Linked DNA regions of Homo sapiens: regions 2, 3 and 4 are each linked to region 1. The links are chromatin loops, found by intact Hi-C in ENCODE. Cell type or tissue: gastrocnemius medialis. All regions are shown on one strand.

Region 1 (4,000 bases):
GAAGTGCAATAGACCCTAGAGATCTGACTCATCACTAGCTTCTATGTCTAGCACATAGTGTGTGCTCTAATAAATCTTTACAGAACACATGAAAACTTTTTTCTTACTTTTTTGAAAGGCAGCAGCACTATCATTTTTTAACAATATGACAAATTGGGAAAAATGTGTCATATATGAAGCAGGATTAGTATCCTCTTATTAAACATTTGATTAGTATACTCTTATGAAACATTTATACAAATGGTAAACTTCATTAAGACCCATGAGGTACACAAGTATGTGAACAAACTGCCACAAAAGAGGGGATACAAAGATTAATCAATAGTGGGGAAATGTTGAATGTGAATAACAGAATTGAATATTATCTGTCAAGTTAAAATATTTTTTTAAAATAAAAAATAGCAATATCCAATGCTGGTTTGAGTATAAGTGTAATAGCTCATCTCATACAATTTGGGGGACTTAATACGAACTTCATAGAAGGGTGATTTTGCATTCTATGTTGACAGCCTTAAAAATATCTACCACTTTTGATCCCGTAATTATTTTTCACATAATTTATCTTAAAACATTACTTGTTAGAAAGAAAAAAAGTTTATGAAAAAAGGTCATCATATGATCACAGATATTAGTAAAATTGGGCAAATACATGTCAAACAACGGGAAAATGAATCTTATGGTATAGCCTTTCAATGGAATAGTATATAGCCATTTAAATTATTTTAAAAATTATTCTATATTTATTTAAATTATTTATCTTTATTGTCCCATTAAACAGAGGAGGAAGCTGATACACAGAGGGTTTATGTGACTTGTTCAGTCTCTGAACTAACTAGCAGGATGTGATATCGAGCAGGCTGCCTTCCTAGTCCACACTCTTAATCAATGCACCATACCGCCTGTGTTTGTTAAAACATAAAAAAAAATGTTTTCAGTAGTTTTATGGGTGTGTGTGCACAGGTGCATCTACGGGGGGCTCCTTGATCTCCTCTGTACACTTTCACATCTTCCAAAGTTTCTACAATAAGCATGATTTTTAAACATTGTAAATGACCTTAATGAATTGTAATATTCTTTTATAATCCTCAAGTAAACTTCATTTTGTGTAGTCACACTCAAGAGTTTTCATCTTGGGATTATTGGCACCCCCTATTTCCAGTTCTCTCTCCATAGATGCCCTGGAGAGCCTCTGGCCTCGCGTCCAGCTTGCTCACCCGGCCACCCTGGGCTGCATCCATAGTACCAGGATCCTCACTGTTGAAACGCTCTCTTATTTCCCTGCGCCGCTGCAGACAGCTCCAGGGTAAAGTTGTCAAGCGTTCAAAGGCCACAGGAACGGAGTCTTCGGACCCTCCCAGGTTTCGGCCCCATATGGCCTCGCAGATTCCTAGCGGCCGCGGGTTCAAGTCCCAGCCGCTGACGCAGGTCAGGCACTCACCCGGAAGCGCAGCGACCTTCCCAAGAGTGGGGCGCCGGCGGAGAAATCCCCTGGGACTGGCAGGGCTGGAGTCGGCCTGCATCGCACAGGCCACGAGGCCACCGGTGTTTAGGGTTCAGATCTGGGGACCAGCGCCAGCAGACCGCAGTCCTGCAGCGGCGCCCCTTGAGGACGGCATGCGGAGCCTCAGGGGCAGAAGTCCGCCCGGCTGACCATCCTTTATTAAAATACGACAGTTCCTGAAAACAATGCTTATCTCAAGCTGACTCAAAACTGGCTCTTGAGAAAATCCGGTGTTAATTAAAGAGGGTTGTCGGGGACAAAATTCACGGCTTGTGTTTCGCGGGGGAGTGGTTGTGGGGTGATCTTAATATAAACACGTTATCTCGAGAGTTAATTATGTCTCTGGTTGGAAACAGGAGAAGAGGGTGACTGTTTACGCAGTCCATGGGAATCAGCGTCTCACTTTAGGGGACGGTGGGCAAGGGTCGCCCTTCGATAGCGCGGCGGCTGGTCCACCAGAGAAACCAAGTTTTCTAGGTCGCCGGGGAAAAGCGGAAAATTAGACTTGAGCCAGCCTTGCTCCTGTGAGACATTCGTGCACTCATAACCCAGCAGTGGGTGCCTCTACCTAGAATGAGCCCTTCATTTCCCGGATCCGTTCAGGGGGAAACAGCGAAATCCCCAAATCCGCTTCCTTACGTGGCTAATAAAGGGGTGCTTACAGAGCATGGAAAAACAAAACAAAGAAACAAGAATACCTTGAGTGTTTTGACGTTTGAAAACCCGACTCCGGAGAATCATGGAATCATATTCCAAGTTTCAGTGTCTAATGAAGTTTAAGGGGACGCCTATTACTTGGGTTTGTAAAATCGCGGCGTCGCGCCCGCCCCAAGTCAAAGCTGAGCAGAGCAGGGATGGGGAAGGTCTCCGGCCCCAGGCGCGGCGCGCGGGGCTTCTGCCCAGTTTCCTGCTTCTCAGCCGCGGTGTCTGCCCCGGCCCAGAGCAGTCTGTGCAATTTAGAAACTCGATAGGAGGCAGCAGCTGGTCTCCCACCACCCTAAAAATAATCCGTTCCGGCGCACTGCGTGCTTCGCCTAGGGGAGGAAAACTGTCATCGGAGTAAGTGAATCCGTGTCTTTTACATGAATGCCATTTAAACATTTTTAGGAATAACTGTAAGTTGTCGATTTTGAGCTAACATTTCTGCTATCCAAAAACGCCCTCGCACTCTCTCGCACTTCTCGGCACTTAGCTTTCGCGATCGCTATTTCTAGAATTAAGGGACGAGGCCCGGCTCGAGAAGTGAAGGGGTGGGGATCAGGTTTCCAGTTTTACTTCAAAACTGCCGTCTCCTACTCAAATCAACTGGAAACAGTGAAAGGAGTTATTATTATTAGGAGTTATTATTACCGCCTTTCTTGTAGACAATTCTTGTATGTTCAAGAAGTAGTTTTCTATCTGCTTAATTTTTGTTACTCTTTACTTTTTTTTAGGAGTTCTGCGTCCGGGTTTGAAATTTACATCTTAAGACAGTGTAGGAAGTCGGTGTTTTGAAGGTAGCTCAAGTGCACCGGCAGGGGTTTGAAGCAGCGTGAAGCTATTGCCCAAGGTATTTATTTTTTGCTTTATTTGTTCAGTTTGGGATTTTTTTTAAAATCCCATTGCAGTATCTAAGGAATACCTACTGAGTAATTTCAACATTTCTTTTGGTGTGGGATGGTACTTCACAGCCACTGAAGAGTAAATGGGTGGATTCAGATCAGGCACTAAGTCAGAAGTCAGTGGTCATTTTTGCCAGTGATTTTCCCACTTGGATCTGTCATAGTTATAGCCATGGTAGCTAGCTAACTAGCTATACATCTTCTAGTTTTTATTTCATGAACTAGGGACTGAATAACTTCAAAGAAGTGATTACAGCATTTGTTTTTGCAAGTGACATCCATCCTGAAAATGCTCTAGATGATGATAAAGCCCTAAGTTCTTTAAAATGTCCTGCTTCTCTTTCATAACAGAATTTGGTTAATCTCTAAACGATTAAAGAATGAATCCTTTTATATGTAAGAATGAAAACTTTTATTTAAATTTAGCATGTTTTCTCCAGGTGTTTCCAGCATTTTAAACTCTCTGCAATTGCTATTCGATCAGAACTAACGCTTTCTGCTAAGTGAACAGGAAGGAAGACAAGTTTTCACTTGCTTTACTTGTAGTCTATTTCCAAAGGACAGGGCTGGCCACAATAAATGGTGTACCTTATATGCCTCAGCACTTAAATGTGTTTTTAGAATTAAATCAGATAACTACTGCTCGTGTCTTGCAGAGGAACCAACAGACTGGATAGGTCAGGTATTATATTCACCAACTAAATCCAAAATGTATATGTTCTAGATGTGTGGAATTTCATGTAATGCATTTCGAGGAATAAAAACACTGAGGGTGCGATTCTTGCCATGAAATCGTAAGTTAGATAATTAGGAGTATTTCTATTTTATGTTTTCTGCTCCATAGACATACGTTAGAAGCAAAATTTCACTTTGATCTTTGTTTTTAAAGTTTATTCAG
Region 2 (4,000 bases), 110 kb after region 1:
ACCAAACATGTACCTAGCAAGTACAAAAAAGAATGAGCCAAGGTGGATGGATCACCTGAGGTCAGGAGTTCAAGACCATCCTGGCCAACATGGTGAAACCCCATCTCTACTAAAAATACAAAAATTAGTTGGGCATGGTGGCACATACCTGTAGTCCCAGCTACTGGGGAGGCTGAAGCAGGAGAATCGCTTGACCCTGGGAGGCAGAGGTTGTAGTGAGCTGAGATCGCACCACTGCACTCCATCCTGGGCAACAGAGTGAGACTGTCTCAAAAAAAAAAAAAAAATGAGCCTTGCGTGTGTGTATATAGAGAGATGATAGATTGATGATAGATAGATAGATAGATAGATAGATAGATAGATAGATAATCTTTATGGTTCATGTTCATTGTTTCAGTAAATCCTATAACCCTTTGAACATCCCCCCTACCCTTCAGTTGTTCTCTATATTCATCCCTAAAAAGGTCAGCTGGAGGGTAAGCTTGGACTGCTTAGTCCCACAGCATGAGTGCTGCCATTCAGGCCAGGTCCTCCTGTGCATGGCAGCATGGCATTTGGGTCATGGATACTCAACTCAATGTGAGGTAACTATTTAGCTATGATTGCTGAGTTCTCTGATTATTGTAGATTAGAGCTTACTGTCCGACTGAATTATCTATCTTTTTTGACATATTGGAATGATCAGATTGATTGGATAGATATCAAGCGTCTGCTTTATATTGGCCTGTATGGATTACTTCAGTGGGCCAAATGAACACCCCTCCCAGGATATCTTCATTCTTTGACATATGATGATTTATTATACATTTTTACAATTTTACTTAAAAATTGGGGAGGTGAGTGGGGGAAGTGTTTTATCCAGAAGGAATCACTGCCATTTTGTCAGATGAAGTTTGCTTATTTCTTGCAAACATAACCCATAGATGGGAGGTCTCTATAAGACAAGCCGTGGCTGCAGAGAGTGAATAAATCACATTTTGATTTGGTATTTTCCCTACCTTCAAACCAGTTATTTTTATTATATTATCCAGCCTTCCAATGTTTCTGTTATTCAGGAAAAATAATTGAGAAATAAAAAGAGACTATTGTTGTGATTTAGAGAAGATTTTTTCTACCATGTAACATGAATTTCTTTGAGATATTGGCTCAGATGTTTAAATGGATAGGGCTTTTACTAACAGTTTTATTTATAAAATAGGTTACACAGAATTTGGTGTGATTTTATTGAGCACCAAGAATTAACTTAATTTGCTGAAGATCAATATCCAAACGATATATATCATAGAACCCTGAAAGTACACAGACCAAATTCCTTTTATGCAATGACCATCCTTACAAATATTTCAGAATTTGGGGGTGTAGAGCATTTGCCGTCATCTCTAGTGTCCCCATCCTCTACTTGTTGCCACCCCAGTTTTTTTCCTTTGGTTCCCAGAAATATTAGGCAAAAAGATAATTTTAAAAGTATATTTTTGCCAATTGCAAATGCATAGTTTTCTGTCTTCCCTGGTTCTGTGCCAGCACTTCCCACCCAACTCTAACTGTGTTGTTTGGAAAAGTAAAATAAATGCCACAAAATATCGGTACAGTTGCATTTCTACACAATTTATCCTGGATTTTGTAAGGCCCTTTTAATGTAGTAGGCTATGCTTTATTCTCATGGCTACAATAATTATGTGGAAATTTATGAACTGATCTTTAATACAATGTTGTTATTAGAAGGACTCTTTTTCCTAGTAAGGGTATAAGAAAGGAAATAAACACCTGACCACACCATCTCTACTAAGAATGCAAAGAGCAGTAGTAGCTGGTCTTTATTTTGAAGTAGAAGTCTATTTACTGGGCCGGGTGCGGTGGCACACGCCTGTAATCCCAGCACTTTGGGAGGCCAAGGTGGGCGGATCACAAGGTCAGGAGATCGAGACCATCCTGGCTAACACGGTGAAACCTCGTCTCTACTAAAAATACAAAAAATTAGCCGGGCATGGTGGCGGGTGCCTGTAGTCCCAGCTACTCAGGAGGCTGAGGCAGAAGAATGGTGTGAGCCCGGGAGGCGGAGCTTGCAGTGAGCCGAGATCGCGCCACTGCACTCCAGCCTGGGCAACAGAGCGAGACTCCATCTGAAAAAAAAAAAAAAAAAAAAAAAAAAAAGAAATCTATTTACTGATCATTCCATGCCATCAGTTTGTCACTGTGTTGAGTAAATAGTGTAGTAATAAGTGTGACTGTTTCTTATTACCTCTCCTGTTGTGTGGTTAACATCGTGTTTTTGTTTTCTGCAGGCATGAAACCAGATTTAAACAACGTATGCTGGAACTGACGGATACAAACAACATTGCCTACTTATTTCTCTCAGCTGCCAACAGATGGCTGGAGGTCAGGACGGTACGTTCATTTCATGATTTCGAAATGGAAACCAAATAGAGAAGACGCCTGCTGCAAAGAGGCAGACAGTTGTAAAAATTAGTATTCCACTGAGATTCGGCACTAGCTTCACATTTTCTGGACTTTAAAATAGCTCAGGTTTGTTTATGTTACAGATGAAGTTTGTCATAATGTTTTAGCTAATGACAAGACAAATAGCCCAAAAAGCAAAAATTCATTTTGTGTTCATTAGTTTCTAGATCACATAAGTTAATGGAATGGCAAATATTTGTATAACTTCAAATTTTTTTTTCCAAAAGAGCACATTTGGCAAGTGAACAGATGTACTCATTTCCTTCACTGAGTTGGTCCTGCCTGGAAGGATGGCAACTTTCTACGTTTTAAGCCAGTGGAGGGTCATGTTAGTGCAAAATGTAGAAAACTACAGTTAATCATCTGTTGCCTTCTGTCTTGCATAATGTAGAAGAACAAGCACAAGCTTTGGCATCACACAGACTTGGTCTAGCAAGTTAATTTTAGTCCCAGTTCCTCATCTGTAAAATAAGAATGTGTACCTTGTACCTTGTATGGGCATTGGATTAAAAGTAACATAAATCCCCTACTACACTGATTGGCAAATGCATTCAAGAAATGTCTTTCGAATGCATGCATGAATGAATAATGAATTGTACCTGCCCTGGTAGGGGGTTCATAAGCCAATGAGCTGGAGTATCAAGTAGGAGAGATGAGAAAGACATTCCAGAAGGCAAGGAATATAGTTTGTAGTCTGTGCGATCCGGAACATGGATAAGCTACTTTGATGGTAATGTTGAGTTGAGTGTAATTTTTTAAATAGGTATTTGCCGGTTTTGAAAAGAAAAAGCATGTTTATCTCTACTATTGAGAGAATCTTATTTCCACTAATTGCGTTTCACTAACATATAGGCTTTCTTTCAAAACACAACAGAAAAGAGAAGGAAGATGGTAAAGGGAATTTAATAGGGTAGAAATGAAGGAGCCCAAATTAAAATCTGAGTAGTTGATTGATGGATACAGATTAAACAAGAATCTTGGACATCCTTGTGAGCTTTTATTATCATGATTTCTCACTGGTTTACAGAGATTCTCCTCAACTATATTAGTCATTATGTAGAAATTATTCAACAGCACAGCATAGTTATTTTTCACAAAGTTTTGACAGAAGTACTGGTTGCTGATAAATTCCCTCCAGGTAGCTGTGACAGTTGGAAGAAGGCAGGACAGAGTTTCTTGGGAATTACGTATAGATAAATAAAGGCAAGTGAAGTGTTACTTAGGATTTATCACAAAACCAAAACATTATTCCCAAACCCTATACAAACCATAATTCCATAATTCCTTGCTTTAATTCCTTGTTTTGATATGTGAGTGTGTGTGTGTGTGTGTGTGTGTGTGTGTGTGTGTGTGTGTGTTGTTCTATAAGGGAAAAAATCATATATGAATAATATAATTACTGATGAAATAGCTTACTGAAAGAATGTCCCGAAATCATAAGGGAGAAATGTTAGCAGTTACCTTTGTATCTGGTTTTCCTGAACTTGAAGATCAAGTATGTCTTTTAGGGGCAAGCATATTTGCCTTGGACTTGAGGTGAGAG
Region 3 (4,000 bases), 60 kb after region 1:
GACAAAAAAAAATCTAGATCTTTATGCTTTTGTCAATCCATAGCAGAAGCTGGGTGCCGTGTAGCTCAATCTGATTTATGTGAGTGTATCAGATTAAAAATCCTCATGATTCAGAGAATTATCAATAATGTACGGGTGGAATGTTTACAAGCCTGATAACTGTATTAGTCTATTCTCACACTGCTAATAAAGACATACCTGAGACTGGGTAATTTATAAAGGAAAGAGGTTTAATGGACTCACAGTTCCACATGGCTGGGGAGGCCTCACAAACATGGTGGAAGGCAAAGGAGAAGCAAAGGCACATCTTACATGGTGGCAGGCATGAGAGCATGTGCAGGGGAACTCCCCTATGTAAAACCATCAGATCTCCTGAGACTTAGTCACTATCACGAGAACAACACGGGAAAAGATCCCCACACCCATGATTCAATTACCTCCCACTAGGTCCCTCCCGCAACAGCCAAACCATATCATAGCCTAACAGATGGATTCTAGTTTGACCTGAGTTAATCTGATCACCTTTTAACACCATGCAGTTGTTTTTATTGCCTGGGCATAATCCATCCATATCATCAGAGAAAGATTATCCAAAACTTAGTTTGGGACTCTGTACTTTAACTTCCATCATTTGCAAGTATCCTATTTTCATATTTTTCATTTTTTCTCAAGAGGCATGTGAATGAGGTTTAACTATAGCTTAAGAATTTTTCATTTTTTTTTATGAAGGAGTCACTGAAATAATTAAAATATAACATCCACTTCTTTTTCTTGGAACTTAGGTAGCAATGTGAGTAAGTGTTCAGTAAAACTTCATTTTTTTAATAAAGCCTCAACTTGTGTTCTTTTCCATTTGGAATGCAGCAGCCAAAAACTATAAACAGGAAACAGCCTGGAAGATATCACCTGGACAGCTATGAGCAATCAACACGGCGTCTACGTCCCGCAGAAACAGAGGACATTGCAATAAAGGTTATTTTTATTTCCTGGATTCTTACATGAATAGAAACATTTATGTTACTATTTTATGGTGAAGTTCTGTGAAAGTGTCCCAAATTGTGCCTTTAAATTGTTTTTACAGTTGTCATTAACCCTAATAACATTTAAAAAAAAATTCTGAGTTTTAATTGTCAGTTCTTCCTCATCTCCCAACCACAATTTTTGCTCCAGCAGCACATTTCAATAACCAGAGAATGTGACTTTCTTCTGAATCTGCTTTAGAAGCTAGTGTCACATGTATTTTTTCTGGTATTCCTATGTTTATCAACCAAATAAATTGATTAATGAGAATACCAATATTATAAGTTCAAATTTCAGGAATATAAATTAAATAGTCATTGTTTTCAATCAGGGGAGACTCAGACTAGTGTATGCATTCACCAGTTTCCCGGTACTGCCCTTGATCTCATTTCAAACTTGGCTATTTGGACTCTCCCCAGGCATTGTGCTTAAGTTAAGGCAGAACAGGCAACCGAGAGTTGGGGATAAAAGGGAGTAATCAGTGTTGTGCAGGAATTGGAAGAGCTGCCGGCAGCAGTCAAAGGCCTCCATCCATGGGAGCTGCCAGAGTCCTGGAAACTTAGCAAACTGGCTGCATTGGCTACTGGAGGATATCCAATTCTCCTGCACAGCCTAGGCCAGTCACAGAGACGGGGAGGCTCAGTATGGGGTTTATAGTAGAGCCAAGAGCTATGTTTAGGTCTCTCTCTCCTTGACACCTGACACAATACCTTACCACAATAGCCACTTCATAATCAGAACAAACATGTGATTGAGTGGAACAAGCTAGTGCTAGCCCTCCCTTTTCCACTAATTTGATGCATGATATTTGGGCAAATTACTATGCCTCATTGAGCCATGGTTTGCCCATCTTGAGGTGGACATGCCATTTTAGTGTGGTTGTTTTGGGGTTAAAAGGATATGTCACATATGAATTTTAAAGAGAGCTCTAGTGATTCTTGACTTTGGCTATGCATTAGAATCACTTACAAAGCTTTAAAAAATGTGTGTGTGTGTGTGTGTGTGTGTGTTGTTCCCTAGGCGATTATAATGTTCAGGCAGTGTGTGAACTAGGGGCTATGAAAAGATAAGGAATGAGAGATTGGAAATGGTCCTCTATGCTGTTGTTTCCCCACTATGCCCAGATAACAACTAATGTATTGGTGAATAAAAAACAGGGCCAGTTTTTAATTGACATTTTCTGTTCACTATAGTAGGAATCTAAAAATATGTCTTTTCCATGTGTTTCATTAATTTTCTTTTTGAAAGAAAAGAGAGACTATTATGAATTTTTTTTCCAAAATTGACCATTCATGCATTAAGAAAAATAGCTGCTTATCAATGGCTTTGACTTTGCTGTGCTTCTGAATGGCCTCCGCAGTTTCAGGCTCACTTTCAAGCCCAAATTAATTTTTTATTTACGGTGAAAGCTCACAAATTGGTAATAATATATTTTTGAAATATTTTTATTGTGAAATACAACATACTGCAGAGAAGTACATATTTATATCAGCAGCTCCCTCAGAAAATGCTCCAACACATATATCTGCTGTCTTCTTATATTTTTCCCTGAGATATAATTGCCACCCTGTGGCAATTATAGTCATCATTTCCTTGATTATTCTTGCTATGCTTGCTTCCCTAAGAACATATTTTTAGTTTCTTAAAAGTTTAAATATGTGTATATGTGTGTGTGTGTGTTGCTTCTTTTGCTCAACACTATGTATGTGTAATTCACCTATATTTTATAAATGTAATCCATTCACTCTCATTGCTGTTCTATTGTACAAATTGTTCCATTCTATAAATATACCAGAATTTAATTATCTGTTCTACTTTTGATGGTCTGTTGGGTATTTTTCAGTTTGGGGCTATTGTGAACAGTTGCTGAGTTGTACGGTATGTGCATCCTCAACCTTCCTAGATAATGGCAAACTGCTTTCCAAAGTGATGGTGCCAATTTACAATTTCACCAGAAGTGACTGAGAGTTCCTGTTGCTCTACATCTTCACCAAAAAAATGCTTCTCATTTTTTTGCCACGTGTTGTGTGCTGGGAGAGGTGTAACTGTATCTTGCTGTGGTTTTTATTTGCATTTTTCTGATTACAAATAAGGTCAAGCAACTTTCGATATAAGATATATTTATGAAAATGGCCACTGGGGTTTGAGTTTGGATTTCTCTTTTGTGAATTACCAGGTTGTTTGTCCTTCTCCTCTTTAAAAATTTTTGGTACTACTTTGACAGTCACATATGTTGCAAAATTCTTCTCCCACTCTGTGTAACTTGGCTTTCCACTCTATGATATCTTTCATTGAACAGAAGTTCTTAATTTTAATATAGTCTAGGATACAACTTTTCCTTTATGGTTAATGCTTTGGTTTTTCATCTTATTTAAGAAAACTTTTCCTACCCAGAGGCCATGAAGACGTTCCATATTAGCTCCTAAAAGCTTTGAAGCTACACTTTTTAACTTTAGTCCTTTAATACACATAAGATCAATTTTTGTGTTTAGTATGAAGTAGGGATGTGATTTAGTAGGTAAATCAGGGATGAATAATTTATTAGTAAATCATAAATGTAGCAGTAGTACATTTAGTAGTAGTCATTTTCCCAAATTTAGTAGTAAATCAGTAAGGTCTGATTTAATGTTTTCAAGTGTGATATCTAGTTGCCTAGCCCCATGTATTATTGATCACTGTCCCCACTGATCTTCAGTGTGATATCAGTTACACATCAAGGATCTATATGTGTGTGAATCAACTGATAGCCTTCATTTATTTTTCTCAGATTTATGTGTGTTCAGTACTCCGCTGTAATGATTACTATAGCTTTCTAACGAACATTGACACCTTTTAGAACAAGTCTTTATAACTGGATTTTTTTTCCTTCTTAGCTATACTTGGACCCTTGGGGGAAAGAGGCTTAGGTGTTCTGGGGCTCACACCTTTGAATTTGTATTTTTTCCTTATATTTTGGACTTGGAATTTCCTAACTGCTTCT
Region 4 (4,000 bases), 240 kb after region 1:
GAAATATATATCAGAGTTGGAAGCTCTTTAGTGGAGATGGATCTTAGAGGCCCCTTTAAGACATAGGCTTTTAGAAACCTTCTATATTAAAGCATGCTCTTACATCCTTCCAATCCTATAACAGAATAAACGTTTCAAAGCACCGACCTGTTAATTACCTTATTTAATCTTCACTATGTTGCATTCATTTGTAATGTTGTTTCTTATTCAATTAAGTAAAGAAGCTTAACTTCTAGATGCATATTATGTGTTTTAAAAGGCTGCAAAAAGCATAAGAATAAAAAATTATTTTCCCCATTAGCTTATCATCAGGAAAATTCCAGACCAAAGAAAGGCATGGAAGTGGATGGTTATGGAGTAAACTTCTGGAAGAAACAAATGTGGAAGACACAGCTTTTCCTCTTTGTAACTTAAGCCAGAATCAACCTACTTTTATCCAGGGGGTAAACTGAGAGAGAAAGAAAACTCTCTATTGACTATTGCGTGCATGCCAAAAGATCATAGACTTTATCTCAATGAACCCCATATAGGCGTTATTATCCCCATTTTATAGATCATGATAAAAACATGCCCACAGCCATATGTGTGGTCTTTGAAAGTACACCATCAAACCCAGACCTATTGATTATAATTATAAGGCCTCTTTTCCTTTCCATGGTATCTCACTGACAAAACCTGTGTTGCCTGGTCTGTGACCACGTCTTGGTTAACTGAAGGAGAACAGAAAATTGTCCTTTTCAGCTGAAACTAAAACCAGATCAACTGACGACTCCAAGATGTTAAAAAATGGTCCAGATAATCCTGACTAAAAATACAATGGACAAACAACTTTATCAATTTCAGACTATTTTTCCCGGTCTCTTGAATTTTGCATGTGAATGTTTCATTTAAAAACAGCCTCATCAAGCAAAGTTTAAAGAAGTGTGTCCAAAAAAATTATAGGTTTTTCCCCCAATCTTTAGAAGATTTTCATTGCTATTGCTACGAAATACAAAAAGTTAAACAAAAAATTTTGTTTTCCAAGCTGAAACATGTATTTGTAAATCCAGGATAGTTAAACAAGAAAACTATTCTTGCAGAAAATATCTGAAAAATGAAATAAGCAATATTAAGACAAACTGAGTAAGGAAGTGGTGATTAAGTGGAGTAAAGACCGAGGTCATGTACATCTGTGCTGTGTAAGGGCCCACTTCATTTTTTGATAACTTCACTTTTTCACCCTTAACAGGGTTAACCCTAGAATGTGACAAGGGTAGCCTATGACAGGCGACATTTTGAAGTCACATTTATACAACCTCTACCCCAAACCCAAAGACCTCTCTCTCTCTGACACAAACACACACGGAAATTTATATACTTTTAATATACACAACCCAAGGTAGTCTTTTACAATTTACCAGAGTCATTTATTACTTAGTGGCATTCCAGCTCTCACACAAAATCACGATATTTCCTGTGCTTCCCTCCATGCACGTTTTGTTCACTTCTTTGCACAAGGGAACTGTGACTCTAGCATGCTGACTTGTCGTAGAAAATAAAGTGGGAATTTTTGGCCATCACTTTTAATTTAGAGCTACTGGTTCATTTCTAGAATAACATTAAACAAGAGAACGATTAAAAAAAAAAAAAAAAGAGAAAGAAATGAATGAATAGGTTATCACTGCCATCTGGTGGTGAAAATGCAAGAAAACAGGATATACATTCTGATAGCTCAAAATAGAATTAGTTTGGGAAAAGCATTGTTTTATAAAATGTCAAAAAATGTTCAGAAGTTTAATTAAGAAATGATTATCAAATGTTTGTGTTACTGATATGACTCAGAGTAGTCGCAATACGGAATATATGATCTCTTCTGATTCACATTTTTTTTTTCTCAATTTCCAGGAACATAGAGGTGTTCCTACTTTTCAGGCCCAAGAACCATAGAAAAAGTTAAATGATCATTGCATCCGTTTCACCTCCCCATGGCACTCCTCCTTCACAGTTGTTATTTCAAGAGAACTAAGTATTTACAATCATGCTATGTGGTGGGCACAGCATACAAAACGGACATCTCATCACCTGCTTGCCTCTATCAGGCTCTGAAGGTGTCTTTCCTAGGAAGTTGTCAACATAATTAAATCAGACAAACTTCAAGATACCATTGCTTTTGACAGTGTGGAGTTTCAACATGACAGACTTTGACTCTGCAGGGGGATTCCACAGCAGCTCCCATCATATCTAAGCTTCTATTACACCCAAGCTTCTATCACACACTAAGCAATGTGATCTCACATTACACAGCATACTAAACTCTCTATATAGGAAATCAAACTTTCTTACGTTGCACACACACACACACCATTTGTTTGTTTCTGCTTTCAAGTCTTTATGCTTTCTTTTATTTTCACTTGTATTGCCTATCATATTATCCTCTTCAACTACCCAGGTCCTTGCCAAACGTAAAAATTCACTGACTTGAAAATGCCTCAAAGGTTATCTATATATTACTTTTTAGGGTTTGCTTTCTATATGTCAGACACTGTTTCAATCATTTTATGCACATATTAGTATTTCCAAATTCTCAAAAAAACTTTGGAGAATTATTATTCCTATTTAAGCGTGGAGAAAACTTGGCTCAGAGCAATGAATAACTCATCTAAGTCTGCACTGGGAGTGAGTGGAGAAACCAAGTTTTGAAGCAAGGTCAGTCTAATTTAAAGGTTAAACTCATTCCTTCCTTGCTCATCATTCTAACAGGGCTTTAGTACACACACATATATGATGTAAGAACAATACATATATGTTCTTACATCCCTTTCCTGTGCAATATGATCCATTCCTCTCAAGAAAGTATGAATGACATTTCCTTTAGCAACTCCAGAGAACCCTCATTAGCTAATGAAGTGGTCTCTTGGTTAACAGTGTGGATTTCAAAATCAGAAAGCATTCTACCACTAGCAACTTTACAGTATTGCAAAAGTACTAGGCTTCAGATCTTCAGTTTTGCCCCTTTGAAATACTAATAAACCTTTTTGAAAATTAGGTGAGATAATCCATGAAAAGAGCTTAACTAGCATCATGCCTGTGACATGTTAAGCACTCAATAAAAGTTGGCGTTTATTATTTCAGTCTCTTTTATATACTGGATATTCAATGCAGATTGATGATTAACTGTTTTCAGCGATATGAAAAGGCCTTTATGAAAGGAAAAGAGCTCTTCAGAATATTGGATGACTCTGAATGGTGACTCTAGAATAACAGGGCAAGACTCTATATGGGCTGTAGAATCAATCATATGAGAGATCTGGGTAGAACATCTTCACATATTGGAAAATGTAGGGGACACCACGCTCCTGGGGTTTCTAGGCTGGCAGTGAACACATGGAAAATTCTAAATGTGAAAATGACAGCTTTGTCAGTTTGCTCCTCGAGGCCTGCCAAAGACTGCCACAGTCCCTGTCCATCTCTAGTAAATCACAGTAACTAATTCAGCTCCTACACCAAATTTGGCTTCTTCTATGACTTTTCCTAACATAAAAACACACAAAAAAGAATAGCAGCACAAAAACCACATAAGTCCCAGAAATCATTTCCAGATGAAATTTTATATGTTCTGCTTTCTAGTTTTGGCAAGTCATTGAAAAGTAAAATAGCAACCACTGTGAGAGAATTCTTATATTTCTGGAAAATGATGTTCCAATGTTATTTTTAAGGAAAGGAATGTTTATCCTTCGTTCCGAGGAATGATAAAAATGTTCCCAAATTACCCTTTAAAAAGGCAGTGATTTTACAAAATATATATATATACACACACACACACATTAATTCCTCACTTTATATCTTAAATAGGTTCTTTGAACCTATTGCTTGTTAAACAAAAGTTTAAACAAAACGACATATAACAAAACCAATTTTACCACCAGCTACTTGATATAAATAAGATTCAGTTCCTACAACAAATTTCTGGTCACAAAAACATCACCAGACTTCTAAATAAAGAGCCAAAGCACTTCTAATA

The links. Peaks named below come from ENCODE experiments on the same cell type or tissue, not always from the same donor. Only the 100,000 strongest peaks of a DNase experiment are listed, where the experiment ranks them.
Region 2: a loop joins it to region 1, with 2.2 times the contacts of the local background. A loop is called at or near these places in 15 of 110 quality-filtered maps.
Region 3: a loop joins it to region 1, with 2.0 times the contacts of the local background. A loop is called at or near these places in 13 of 110 quality-filtered maps.
Region 4: it touches region 1 in a loop (4-fold over the local background); 6 of 110 quality-filtered maps call a loop at or near these places.

What each region holds. Positions count from the first base shown.
Region 1 is chr12:21,939,760-21,943,759 of GRCh38, reverse strand. ABCC9 (ATP binding cassette subfamily C member 9) reads left to right here and starts at 2,334. Exons shown (of 40, transcript NM_020297.4): 1 at 2,334-2,560; 2 at 2,935-3,050. RefSeq lists an enhancer at 1,924-2,901. In gastrocnemius medialis, a CTCF peak has its summit at 1,611; DNase peaks (open chromatin) are centred at 1,559 and 2,469; H3K4me3 peaks cover 3,313 bases; H3K27ac peaks cover 3,561 bases.
Region 2 is chr12:21,827,343-21,831,342 of GRCh38, reverse strand. ABCC9 (ATP binding cassette subfamily C member 9) reads left to right here. Exons shown (of 40, transcript NM_020297.4): 31 at 2,283-2,385. KCNJ8-AS1 (KCNJ8 antisense RNA 1) reads right to left here. Exons shown (of 5, transcript XR_007063241.1): 3 at 3,919-4,000; 4 at 2,240-2,436; 5 at 2,082-2,120. Among named protein-coding and RNA genes, the nearest start is that of KCNJ8, 55 kb to the right of the region's middle. In gastrocnemius medialis, no CTCF peak of the experiment used is centred here; a DNase peak (open chromatin) is centred at 2,372; H3K27ac peaks cover 4,000 bases.
Region 3 is chr12:21,879,738-21,883,737 of GRCh38, reverse strand. It overlaps ABCC9 (ATP binding cassette subfamily C member 9), which reads left to right. Exons shown (of 40, transcript NM_020297.4): 16 at 865-972. Among named protein-coding and RNA genes, the nearest start is that of ABCC9, 60 kb to the left of the region's middle. In gastrocnemius medialis, no CTCF peak of the experiment used is centred here; DNase peaks (open chromatin) are centred at 327 and 1,637; H3K27ac peaks cover 4,000 bases.
Region 4 is chr12:21,695,686-21,699,685 of GRCh38, reverse strand. All of the region lies in intron 1 of KCNJ8-AS1 (KCNJ8 antisense RNA 1), which reads right to left. Among named protein-coding and RNA genes, the nearest start is that of KCNJ8-AS1, 35 kb to the right of the region's middle. In gastrocnemius medialis, a CTCF peak has its summit at 1,673 (motif pointing left); no DNase peak of the experiment used is centred here; H3K4me3 peaks cover 306 bases.